2 separate regions of the Homo sapiens genome follow, and region 1 is linked to region 2. A link is a contact called in ENCODE Hi-C or POLR2A ChIA-PET data. All regions are on one chromosome and are shown on one strand. The core of a region is the stretch at or near the end of the contact, and the rest is flanking DNA. Distances in the headings are between cores, read along the strand shown.

Region 1 (6,827 bases), core at 1,301-3,800, 260 kb after region 2:
TTGGTCAGACTGGTCTCGAACTTCCAACCTCAGGTGATCTGTCTGCCTTGGACTCCCAAAGTGCTGGGATCACAGGCGTGAGCCACCTCGACCAGTCCTTTTTTTTTTTTTTTTTTTTTTTTTTGAGATGTAGTCTCGCTCTGTCACCCAGGCTGGAGTGCATTGGCATGATCCCAGCTCACTGCAACCTCTGCCTCCTGAGCTCAGGAGAGTCTTCTGCCTACGCCTCCCAAGTAGCTGGGACTACAGGCGTACGCCACCATGCCCAGCTAATTTTTTTTTTTTTTTTTTTTTTTTAGTAGAGATGGAGAATCACCATATTGGCCAGGCTGGTCTCGAACTCCTGACCTCGTGATCCACCTGCCTCGGCCTCCCAAAGTGCTGGGATTACAGGCGTGAGCTGCTGCGGCCAGCCAATTTTCAAAAATTGATTCAATCCTTTTGGGAAACTGCCAGCAGTGTCTACTAAAACTAAATATACACCTATCATCCTATGACACAAAAATTCCTTTTATAGGTATATATCCTACTAAAATCAATTATTCATCATACTACATGAATGTTCAGAGCAGCTTTATGCATAATAGCCAAAAACTGAAAACAACCCACATACACATCAATGGTAAAAAGGATAAGTTAACTTAAGTATATTCATGCAATAGAATACTATTCAGTAATAAACAAACTTCAAACTACTGATACGTGTGATAACATGGAGGAATCTTACAGACACTACGGTGGGTGAAAAAAAACAGAAATGCAAAGGTGTCCAATCTTTTGGCTTCCCTGGGCCACACTGGAAGAATTGCCTTGGGCCACACATAAAATACACTAAAATTAACAATAGCTGATGGGCTAAAAAAAAAAAAAAAAAATCACATGGCGGGGCGCGGTGGCTGATGCCTGTAATCCCAGCACTTTGGGAGGCCGAGGTGGTCAGATCACCTGAGGTCGGGAGTTTGAGACCGGCCTGCCCAATATGGTGAAACCCCATCTCTACTAAAAATACAAAAATTAGCCAGGTGTGGTGGCACCAGCCTGTAATCTCAGCTACTCGGGAGGTTGAGGCATGAGAATCGCTTGAACCTGGGAAGCGGTGGTTACAGTAAGCCGAGATCACACCACTGCACTCCAGCCTGGGCAACAGAGACTCTGTCTCAAAAAAATAAATAAATAAATAAAGTCACAAAAAATCTCGCAATGTTTTAAGAAAGTTTACAAATTTGTGTTGGGCCACATTCAAAACCGTGGCCTGTGCGGGTTGGACAAGTTTGGAATAAAGCATAATGCTTGATTGCAATTACATGAAGTTTAAGAGTAGACACAACTCATACTTGGTAATTTAAGTCCAAATGAATAGTGGTTACCTCTGGGGAAGTACTACTGACCGGAAGGAGCAGTTGGAAACCTGGGGTGATGGAAATGTTCTAGATCTTGACCTAGGGGCTAATGACATGTGTATACATATGTAAAACTTCACCCAGCTGTCCTCTTAATTTCTGTGCGATTTATTGTGTGTAAATTATATCAGTTAGGAAAAAATAAGAAAAATGAAGGAATGATGGAGAAAAAAAGAAATGAAGAGAAACGTAACGAAGGAAGAAAGAAGGGAGGAAGGGAGGGAGGGAGAGAGGAAGGGGGGATTAAACCCAAGCACGGAGGGGGAGAGATGCTCCTCAAAAATATGCTATCAGTCATGTAGTGTTATTTATTTATTTATTGAGATGGAGTCTCGCTCTGTTGCCCAGGCTGGAGTGAGTGGCACGATCTCGGCTTACTGCAACCTCCACCTCCCAGGTTCAAGAGATCCTCCTGCCTCAGCCTCCCGAGTAGCTGCCATTACAAGCACACGCCATGGTGACCGGCTATTATCTGCATCTTAAAGATGGGGAAAGTTTGAGGTTTCCTGATGTGTTCAGCGTCACAGACTGGGTGAGTGACTCAAGCTGAGGCTAAAACCCAGGTGTGTAGGGCACCAAAGCCTTTGTGATTCCACCTCCTACAGCTCAGGTCACTTCCTCGGAGAAAGGTGACTCCTAGAAATGCCTCCCACCTGGAACTGATCTCCTCCTGGGAAGAACGTCTGTCTTATCGCCGTCGACCTTAGGCATGGACACCCTTCTGTCCCCCACCCACAACTGTGAGCCTGCTCAGGAGGCACAGCCGCGTTCATTCATTTTAGGCCTCCTCAAGGGCTCAGCGCCTGCTAAGCAGATGCGCGTTCCTGTAGGACAAGGGGTGGCCACTGGAGACGCGGGTGCGACGCAGGCGATCACGCCCTCGGACGACGCTGCGGACTGCGCTTCCTTCCGAAGAGGGAACCGTTGAGAAGAGTGAAGCGATGAGTTATGCCTCACTGGAAACCAACCGCGTCCGTGTGACTCACTTAGAAACTCACTGTTACATATTTGGAGCCTGAGCTGACGACCTTCCGGGTACACGTCAGGCAGAAGCAGGTGCGCGGTGGGAGTGTCCGCCCCGCCCCGCCGGTCGCGCCGGCCCCGCCCCCCTCACCTGCGCGCGCAACCCCACCCCAGCGCGAGGCTCTGCACCGGCCGCGCCCGCCATCCAGCTTTTATATGGCGCTATTTTGGTCGCGCGCCCTGATTGGCCGGGAGCGGGCGACGACACGCTCGCGCGCCTCAGGGAGGGGCCAAGATCTGGGGGAGGGGAGCTTCTGGCAGCCGCGCGGATCCGGGGGCGGCGGGGCGGGACTGCTGCGGTCTCTGGGGGTGCTTTGGGGCTTCTGTGCCTAGTCTGCAATCTGTTAGTGGGGTTATATTTTAATAAAAGAGCTTGTGTGTCCGAAGGGGATTTGCCAAGAACCAAACTCACCCTTCTGGGAGGGAGTTGCCAGATGGCGGGAACAGGCGGCGTAAACCTTACCAGACGTGAGCCCAGGCTGCTCAAGTGTCATTCGCGTCTTGAAGCTCTTGCCCGCCTCCCTTTGCAAGCGCGTCTAATGCCAACTCTACCTTGCCCTTTGCTAAACCAGCCCTCTAATGTGTTATCGTGCCTCACGTCAGACAATGGCTGGGCCTGTCTCTCTTTCCCCTTGGTTCTGTCCTCTGCCCTTCTCTTAAGCCAGAAGAACAAAACACTCCTTAGAATCGCTGGAGGATCTCATTTCCACCACATTCCCGTGTCCGGAGCCGAAGAGCCACGTCTGACCCTCACTGGTCTGGCTGTCCACCAATCAGGCAGCATTGCTTCTCTGAGTCTCAAGGTTATTAAATTTCTTCTGGTGGCAGACTGGTTTTGTACTTTGGTGAAAGTGACCAAATAGGTACGAAGTGTGATTCATCAAAAATTCTTACACTTAAAAAGATAAGCCAAAAGGATCATTCGAAGCCACCACTCCATATTAGATGGGAACTTAGCTTGAAAGGGGTTCTCTTAAGGATTTCTATTTACTTCTTTGAATTACAAATATCATCTCTGGTTGGAAAGCCTATAAACGCCTCTGAGATTTCCTGAGTTCACAACTTTGAAGATCATTTGCAGCTGGATGCAGAAAAAACAAACCTAGTAATTGTTGAATGTGGACATCAATAAGAATTAAGTACTTTTGGCCCAAAGGCAGTGGTTCACACCTGTAATCCTAGCACTTTGGGAGGTCGAGGCAGGAGGATAACCTGAGGTCAGGAGTTCCAGACCACCCTGGCCAACATGGTGAAACCCCATCTCTACTAAAAATACAAAAATTGGGTGGGCGTGTTGGCGCATGCCTGTAATCCCAGCTACTCAGGGCTGAGGCACCGAATTGCTTGAACCCAGGAGGCAGAGGCTGCAGTGAGCAGAGATCATGTCACTGCACTCCAGCCTGGGCGGCAGAGCAAGACTTGTCTCCAAAAAGAACTTTCAATGTGCCAGGCATTTTAAATGCTTAACAGGCATTTCATTTAATCCTCACAAAATCCCCATGACTTAGATACTATTATTATACCCATTTTACAGAAAGGGTCTAGAAAGCTTGCATAACATTGTGTCTGGACTTGGTTCCTGCCAGTGGGTTCGTGGTCTCAGTGACTTCAAGAATGAAGCCACAGACCTTCGCGGTGAGTGTTACAGCTCTTAAAGATGGCCGGGACCCAAAGAGTGAGCAGTAGCAAGGTTTATTGTGAAGAGCGAAAAAGCTTCCACAGCATGGAGGAGGACCCAAGTGGGATGCCGCTGCTGGCTGGGGTGGCCAGCTTTTATTCCCTTATTGTCCCCACCCATGTTCCATTTCTATCCTATCAGAGTGCCCTCTTTTTCAATCCTTCCCGTGACTGGCTACTTTTAGAATCCTGCTGATTGGTGCGTTTTACAATCCTCTTGTAAGACAGGAAAGTTCCCCAAGTCCCCACTGGACCCAGGAAGTCCAGCTGGCCTCACCTCTCAACATGACTCATGCAACACATTAGTACCATGGCAGTGCCGGGATTCACACCCAAGGTTGTCTGACTCCTGTGTGCCCTTAACTACTAAGCTCTGCAGTTTCTTCTTTCCTAACCAGAAACTTAGTCTTAAGCGGGCCCAGAAGGAGTTGGGATCACTACCAGGTGTTACAAATCTTCAGGAAGACATTTGTCCTGCTGCTGGTTTAAGAAAAGGATTGCTACTGTGGGGCGTGGTTGCTCACACCTGTAATCCCCACTATTTGGGAGGCTGAGGTGGAAAGATCACTTTAGCCCAGGAGGTTCAGGCTGCAGTGAGCTGTGATCACACCGCAGCACTCCATCCTGGGTGACAGAGCGAGACCTTGTCTTAAGAAAAAAAAAAAGATTGCTATGTGAGAGGGAAAATAAGGGTGCCTACAGTCTCAACAATCTCCGCTTCCCCTGAGCAACAGACCATATTAAATCTGCAGTACAAAGTTTCTGAAAATGTCTCAGATTCTGCTGTGTTCATCAATTTGGAGAACGACCTGTTTACAAAGTGGCCTCACTTAGATCCACTTGGTTGGTTAGGAACCAGGAAGCAAACCGATCATAAGAATGACTTTCAAACTTTCTTCTACACTTTCTTCCAAAAAGCTACCAGAACTACCTGATAGAAATTCCAAATACAGTAGACCCTGCAGTGGAAACTGCCTTGGAGCCAGGCAGGCTTGGGTTTAATCCCCAGTCCCACCATCCCCCAACCCGTCTCTCTGAAGTTGTATGAATTTCCAAACTTTTATGAACCTCAGATTCTTTATTTGTAACCTGTTTGGCTGAAAGGATTAACTGAGATCTCTGAAGTTCCTGAATTATTGAGTGGCACAAATAGGTATTCAAAAAAATGTTCATTATCTTTTTTGCTCCTTCCCGTGAATGATTAAGAAGAAAAGCACCTAGTCATGACTATTCTATCTTTATTATTTCTCTTACAGAGCTACATTGACTGTACTAAGTTTCATAGTCAGGTAGTAATTTACAGTAAGACTTAATTATCATCCATAACTTTAAATGTCCTTATCAAAACTTCAACGACATCACTTCCAAATACTAGCATTAGCTTTGTGTCTGACATTCATTTAACAAAGTTACTAAAAATCTATTAAGTGTAAGACTTTGGTTATTTTTTAATAGAACTTTCTGAAAACTTTTCAGCAATATAGCCTATTGAGAAAAATGGGTATGTTGAAAAACAAAAACAAAAAGCATGGTTTACAAACAAGTATTAGGGAAATAGTATTTTTATTATTATAACCTGTTCCTTCTTACTGCTCCCAAGCTCCAACTCTGACCATAACTCTTAATGAAAATAATTTGGTCTGGTAAGACTAAATAAATAAAAAAGAAAACAAAGTTTATTGAAAAGCAAAACATTGGGCTGGGCACAGTAGCTCATGCCTGTAATGCCAGTACTTTGGGAGGCCAAGGTGGGAGGATTACTTGAAGCCAGGAGTTTCAGACCAGCCTGAGCAATGCAGTGAGACCCCATCTCTAAATAAAAAAGAAAAAGAAAAAAAGACAAAAAACTAAGAACAGAAAGTAGAATTTAAGAAAAATTAAAGATGTTCCTTTACAAACATAATTCAGAGATGCTTTTCCCTTTTAAAGCCATTCAGTATTTTTTGTCAATTGATTTTGCATCATAGACATGACCCATCATTTTCAACACCGCTAATCAGTCAAAGGGAGACTTTTAAGTCTTCAAGTATAAAGTTGTAAAATGTGCAGTGTGTGTTGCACATCAGGGTAGTGGTGGATACTACTGCTAAAATACAAAATTTGCAAACCATTAGACATCCAAGTAAGTTTTAAATGAGCAGATTTCCAGAAATTTGGAAAGTATTAACAAAATGGTTTGAAATTAAGTGGAACAACTTTTCTAGCTCAAAAGAATATGACTTAGGCAACACGTACTTGACACCCAAACACCTGTGTGGATTAGTTGATTTAGTCAAATGAGCAGCCAGCTCAATAGAAAAGAAATTCATCAAACTCACTTTTTTAGACCACATTCACTTCTGCTTTTAGACTTAGCAATCTTTCATAGCACTTGTATCTAAGTAATGTGAAATTAACATATATATTAAATATGTAAGATCAATTATTGAAAAAACTGATGTTATTAGCTACAAAAATAGTAACATGAACTGAGGATGCACTGTAATAGATGCCGGATGCCAGAGTGGTTCAACATAATCATTTTGATTCTCCTTTTAACTCCTGTCATTGCCAGCAACAGTGATTTAGGTTGTGGTTGGCTCAGATTATCTTTTGCTGCAATAAATTTTTGCTGCAATAAAGGGCTGCTGTTGAAAACCTGCCTGTTCTCTAACTCATTACTGTTGCCCCAATACTACATCTTCTATTAAACAAAACTGAGGAGCCAAACGCTAGCAGGTAGTGAAA
Region 2 (6,551 bases), core at 3,050-5,549:
AGAACAATCCACAAGAATCCTCAGCTGTCACGGAGGCTTGGCTGTTCCCAGACAAGGAGGTGGCTCCTCCCCAGTGCTGCAGGGCAGATGCCCCCAGGCTTATGGAGGGCGGACGGGCTGCAGGGAAGCGAGTGTCCTCGGGACTCCTGAGATGAGCGGGGTCTGCTCAGCAGCTGCATCAGAAGCACTCGGGACCTGTGGAAACACAGACTGCTGGGCCACCCCTTCTCTAGGATTCCCGGGTCTGGGGCGAGGCCTGCCAGGGTGCGTTCTTCACCAGGTCCCAGGTGGTGCTGACCTGGGAGTCCATAGGCCACATCTGGAGAAGCCCTGGCTTGTGGGAAGTCCCACGCCCTGTTCTAGCATCATTTTCTCATTCTCAGTCCATCTTTCACCTGGTTGAGGTACATCTTCAGGAAAGATTTTCAGGGCAGCCCCACCTCACAGCCCAGCGTGCAGCCTCTGCTCCCAGCCTCCGCTTTGGAGGGTGATGCTTGGCCTCTCTCTGGCTTCACTTCTTCCCACCAGCTGAGGAATCCGAAAGGCCAGAGAGGTGTGCCCACCACAGACCATGTGCCCCTCTGGTCCCCTCCTGACACCCAGGGCCCCGGAATTCCTGGCCACAGAGGCCCTAAGTCTGCTCTCAGGGTCCACATGGGCCTCCTGCCAGGTGTGTCTCTGGCGACTAATCAGGGCCGGACCTCCCACAGTGGAAGGGGCAGTTTCCTCAGAGACACACGCAGTGGCTTGGGAATGGAAGAACACCGGAACGGCATTGCTATTCTGTTAAGAAAGCGCTGATGGTGGGGCAGGGGCAGGTGAGGCACCGAGCCAGGCTGGGCACTGCTGTCAGGCGGCAGTAAGAGCAGGACCCAGCTCCACGCGATGCCACCTTGAGATGGCGCCACAGGTGACTGGCGTCCCCTTGTCCTGGAGCAGAGCTTCCACCAGGGCCTTCAAGTAATCATGAAAAATGAGAGGATATATTTTACTTAAGAGTGTATTACCTTGAAGTGTGATTTATCAACACCACTTAAGTACAGGTATGTAGATTACTATTTGTTCTCTTGCCCCAGGACCCAAAATGAATAGAATGAGCCACTAAGAGAATATTTCTGGACCCTTTGGTATTTGAAAAAGTCTTTCTAATGTCTTTACTCATGAAAGCACCATGGCTGGATATATAGCTCTTCACACAGAGCCTGAAAGCTCCTTAGACAAGCATTTCCCAAAATCACGCAGTGGGATCCAGGTCCCATAAATGCTCCAAGATAAAAGAGTTCGACAACCTTTTCTGGCAGGGGGAAAGGCAGTGTAGCTACGATTTGGTAAATAAAGCACTGTAACCGGAGTAAGACCCACCATCTGCCTTCCTCCAGAGGCCACACATACCTTACCATGAATCCAGAGGGAAATGGGTCTGTCCACGGTGTGTCCAGGAAAGCAGGAAGAAGGAAGGGAAAGCTGTATGCCAGATTCAAAGAGTCTATCTCTTTATTCATGTTGCAAGATTTTCTTTCATTTTAAAACTACCTTGTTCAATTGATATGTAATAACTCAATGGCCAGTTGTAATTCTGGATGTTTCCTGAAACAAGAAGCCATCAGGCTGTGTTGGCACAGAGGGGCGACCTTGCAGGGACTCGCCACCCACCCTGACTTCACCGTAACTTTTGATAGGATGACCCCCGTATGTGCCCAGCAGTCACCGAGGGCGTCCAGTGGACGTGGTCGGACGATTGTGAGCTCAGGCTGCCAGGCCAAGCGCACAGGCCGGGTAGAGACGGTTTAACGTGGTCCACAGCCACCACTTTGCAGCTCGAGGCCTCCCCCTCGTGTAGCCTGTTTGTAGTTTTCTACGACTGTTTCGTACAGCACGGGCTCCATGCGTCCCAACACCGCAGGAGCACACCCGCCACTGAGACGCGCGTGCGGGGCCAGTGCAGCGGTGTCCCGGGTCTCCTCGCACTCAGCTCCCTGCCGGTTCCGGCCACCGAGCACTCTTGTCGGGGAGGCCTCTGATGGGCCTGGGGAGGGCAGGGGGCTCATCCCCTGAGGGAGTGGCCTCTGCGTCACTGTGCCCTGCCTTTTGGCTTGGACTTCAGTCCTCCCTCAGGAGTAAAGAGCTCTTCATTACCAAAGGGGCTGTTGGTTCCGTGACCAGCACCGACAAGAGACAGCGGAACAGCCGAGCTGATGTCCCATCGCTCTGGGAATTCCTGACGCTTTTACTGTGAAGATGAAGCAACCGTAATAGCACGAAGATCGTGGGTCTGTGTGTCTGTGAAGAGAGTCCACCTGCTAGGAGCCGATGAACAATGAATGCCCTGCCCTGCTTGTGTTGCGCGTCGCCAGGCCCGCAGCTCACGTCCCAGAGGATTCCTTGATGTGAATTGGTTGTGCCACAGCAGCAGTTCTGGAAGGAAACTAGGAAGCTAGACTGTACTTTTTGTTTAACCACCATTCACCAAACCGATTTGGAATCTTCTTTTTGGTGCTAGCTGGGGAAGAATGCACACGTGCGGTCTGTTGTGATACGTTTGTGATGGTGCCTAGTGTGGCTCCCAAGAGCACTGCAAGCTCTCAGAAATGCTCTCCCAGGCCTTCAGAGGAGGGAGAGGTTCCTGGGGAAGGCAGGGAAGCCTGTTTCTGTCCTCACACCAGAGAAAGAAACCTAGGAGACAACTGAGACGTGAAATTCCCAGTTTAAGTCCGTTTTTCTTTATGAGGAGGGTCATTTGGAATGATAGCCTCGCTTCCTTCCGGTGGCTGCAGCTATGATATCTTTTCCTCCTGTTTTCTAATGTGTCACTGAGACAGGAAATAAAGCAGAAAGGGACTTGTGAAGCTCTGTCTCTCAGACGGGACCCTCCCCGCAGGAGGTTCACAGGGAGTGAATGAGAACGAGAACATCCCACAACGGTCCTGGTCAGGACGGTCTCCACATCCATGATCCCGTGGTTCCTGGTCCCCTGGTTCCAGGGATGTTTCTGGACTGCCTGTGCTTCCCGGGAGCCAGCTGAGAGAGCAGGGTGTGCTCTCGGATGCTGGTGGGTATGGTCAGTGGGCACAAGCGGACCCTTCCCAGGCGGCAGGTGCCAGGCAGGTGCAGGTGGGTGGTCGGCCGCTGCTGCAGCTCACCCCATGGGTCCCAGGCCGGAAGGGGCTCCCTCAGACCCGGTGCCTTCCTGCAGCTCAGAAGAAAAAGGGTCAGGTAGGCCCCAGAGGGAGCCAGCCGCACCGCTCCACACACCTGTCTCAGCCACAGCCGTGAAACTAAAGATGTATTTTTATTTAGTGACAGCTTTTTGTTAACACGGATGTTTAGAGATTATGGAGAATAAATTGTGGGGAAAATTTTTTTTCACTCTTCTACCATTTGTTGTGGAGAGAAATAGGTAAGTGCAGGGAGTTTGTGATAAAACAGCACCCGGCGGTTCTTCAGAAGTGAATCTGATGGCCGGGCGCAGTGGCTCATGCCTGTAATCCAAACACTTTGGGAGGCCAAGGCAGGCAGATCACCTAAGGTCAGGAATTCAAGACCAGCCTGACCAACATGGCGAAACCCTGTCTCTACTAAAAATAAAAAAATTACCCGGGCATGGTGGCGGGCGCCTGTAATCCCAGCTACTCAGGAGGCTGAGGCAGGAGAATTGCTTGAGCCCAGGAGGTGGAGGTTGCAGTGAGCCGAGATCGCGCCACTGCACTCCAGCCTGGGTGACAGAGCGAGACTCCATCTAAAAAAAAAAAAAAAGAAGAAGTGAATCTGATGTTTGCACTCCACTTTTGAACCATTCACTCTCACTGCTGTCACCAGAAAGACCTGGTGTCGCTGATGCAGGTTCTGGTGGCTGGTTAAGTTTCGATCATCGCCTGGCTTCCTGAGGTCTCGCTGCCTTCTTAGGAAAGGTGACTGGCTTCTGTGTGGGAAGCTATTGTTTAACATGCAATGATGCCATCCTGGCTGCCACTGTGCACTGTCCCATGTATTGAATTTTGACTTTTTCTTTTTAAGTTTCTGTGCTTATCTCTTCTTAGTGTTTACTTTTACCAGTTACAATAATATTACCAAAATAATACACATATAGCTTTGGCAAAAAAAAAAAACAGAAAATGTGAGCAGAATAAGACAGTTCCTTGGGACACAGTTTGGACCCTGACCAAATGCTTTTCTCTAGGCAGAAAGGCTGTCTGCCCGTGAGACAGACACTCAGGAGTGGCCGTTCAGTTGGAAAAGAAGGTCATGCTGCCTGGCCAGGCCCCAGCTCTGCAAGGACACAGGAGTCACACTGCTTGCATCATCCGAGCCTTGCTCCAGAAGGCCTGGCCGCTCTCTTCCCAGGGGTGATTCAGGGACTTAGTCTTGGACCAGACCCCCCTCCACACCTGCCCAGCTCCAGACCCATCTCTTGAATTGAGGGCATCTGCGCTGGACCCAGTGGGTCACTCTGGCAGCTTCATCTGAGCCAAAGATGTGGGTGCCTCCATGGCTGTGTGATTTACCTGTAAGGAAAGCAGTGTTTTACTCAGAGGAGAAGCAAAATCATTTTCCCTGGTCTCAGTGCTACATTATCACTCAGCAATTTGAGGAAATCCTCCGGTTTTCCTATACGAGGAAGCACGCTGCATTGAAGAAAAAAAAAGAGTTGGTTAAACTGAGACCCCAGTATCTGTGAATATGCTCATGGTGCTGCTGCCTGGAACACAGATGCCAAGCAGGGAGACTCATGGCTGTCTGAGCAGCAGCTGACTGTCCATCTCGTGCTAGGCAGAGCCCCTGGACAAGTGGACATAAGACCGGTATTGATTGGCCAGGGCCACGGGGGCTGGGTGTCTTCCAGTCTGCCTGGGACAGCGAAAGCAGCTGTACAGACAGCAACAGTGGGAGGGCTTGCTGGGATGGATGGGGACAGCAGACAGCTTGTCTCCTGTTCAATATCCCCACTGCACTTGGCCTCCTGACATGTCATCAGGAGCCCTGGCAGGGGCTGCTCTGAGCAATAATGTTGGCCCAGAGCAGCTTCCCACATGACCACAGAACCAGCGGTCTGCCCTGTCCTAGGTTAGGTCATCATGGTTTAGAATAAAACAATGAGGCACATTTATTATGGGCATTGAAGGCTTAAGGTTTTCCTTAATTTCCTAATTTTTAGTCAACAGTGATTAGCCTTCATTATGTGTGCCAAGTGGGATTTTAAGGCAGGGGAAATGTAAGATAACTATTGCCATTCAGAGGAGAGTTTTACTGATGTTTCTTTCTTCCTATGTATTTTATGGTATTCATTTTAACCACATTTCATCCAAAAAGTTGATGCAGCTTTAAGATGAATGTTACATTTTACTTTCAAGGAATTATTACTTGTGTTCTCTTTGTAAAGGAAAAATAATATTGTACTTTTATTAAATAATGTACAGATGTTCTCTGTATTTTTGAATCATGATATGGATTATGGATATATTGCTTAACAAATTTTTTTTGGAGCAAAATAAAAAGAGGAGACATTTGTGCTCTGGAATGTTCTTCCCTGTTCAGCAATAGTTTCCCTCCTAGTACTAATTTTTGGTGGTGCTATTAATTTTCATAATTTTCTGCGTCACCATGAGTATTTCCATGGCACCGAGGGAAAACCACATCAGGCTGACTGTCAGATGCCACTTTCCTGCCATTCACCTAAACAGTCCTTCATTTAAATGCCTGCAATAGCAGCACGAATAGAAAAATCATTAAAGAAGAAATACATACATCTGGTTAACAAACATTTGTATAATGTTCGATCTTACAATAATGTTTATAGAAGCAAGTTATAAGGTAAAAAATTTTCCCCTATCAAATTAATAAAGATTTTTAAATATGAGCACCCCCTCTGCTGGCGAGCACAGGGCAAGTGGGCACACTTAAACAACACTAGATGGGGAATGAATAGGTGCAATCCTTTTGTAGTGGTAACATGCATAAATAGGTTTCAAATCATCAGAAGCTTTAGTACAGAAATACACTTCTAGTAATTTGTTCTAAGCTAATAATCCTAAATATTATAAAAGTACCTACAAACATATTTATTATAGCATTGTTTATGATTGTTAAAAATATGAAACCATCTAATTCCTTAAAATTATGTGGGCAGATTAAATTACAGTGCATCCATAACATTAAAAAATACATAATAACAAAACCATAAAAAACTTGTGATGAATATGGAAATGTGTATGCTATTTTATCTTAACTGAAAAAAACCAGGAAACAAAATTGTGTCTTTAAAAGAATCACAACTATGTAAAAATGCATTGAAAAGGATCAGACAAGAAATATACCAAAATATGACCAGCATTTATCTATCTGCCTCTATTTTTCTACATTTTTCAAATATTCTCTACTAATCATAGTTAATTTTTATAATGTAAATATAAAACATTCTATTTAAATATAAATAAATTATGTAGCAAATTATACTTTTGATAATATAGATAAGTATCTGTTTACTTTTTATAATAATGTCTACTCAAAGTGATAATACCGAAGATTAATTTTAGAGTCAAAAATAGAAATAAGAC

Evidence for each region. Hi-C counts contacts between places; a loop is a spot of excess contacts on that map. ChIA-PET counts read pairs that join two places held with the same protein, here RNA polymerase II (POLR2A). Pooled maps may share reads with other maps.
Region 1: a loop to region 2 is called in a map of OCI-LY7, with 5 times the contacts of the local background. The contact joins the promoter of LINC02901 here to the enhancer-like site in region 2. A Hi-C loop is called at or near these places in 2 of 168 maps with a recorded cell type or tissue (B cell and OCI-LY7), 2 of 37 single-sample maps with no recorded cell type and 9 of 50 pooled maps. POLR2A ChIA-PET finds 5 or more read pairs at or near these places in 3 of 52 experiments (B cell, OCI-LY7 and activated T-cell).

What each region holds. Positions count from the first base shown.
Region 1 is chr6:158,865,537-158,872,363 of GRCh38, reverse strand. It overlaps LINC02901 (long intergenic non-protein coding RNA 2901), which reads right to left and starts at 2,550. Exons shown (of 3, transcript NR_160980.1): 1 at 2,387-2,550. RefSeq lists enhancers at 1,557-2,230, 2,161-2,330, 2,231-2,903, 2,904-3,576 and a silencer at 2,411-2,730.
Region 2 is chr6:159,124,508-159,131,058 of GRCh38, reverse strand. No RefSeq gene overlaps it. Among named protein-coding and RNA genes, the nearest start is that of FNDC1, 42 kb to the left of the region's middle. RefSeq lists a silencer at 3,241-3,290 and enhancers at 3,681-3,760, 3,247-6,302. Within about 2 kb of position 4,299, at least 12 of the 41 ENCODE cell types and tissues checked have a DNase peak (open chromatin) inside an H3K27ac peak, as active enhancers do; they include B cell and OCI-LY7, where a contact is called at or near this core.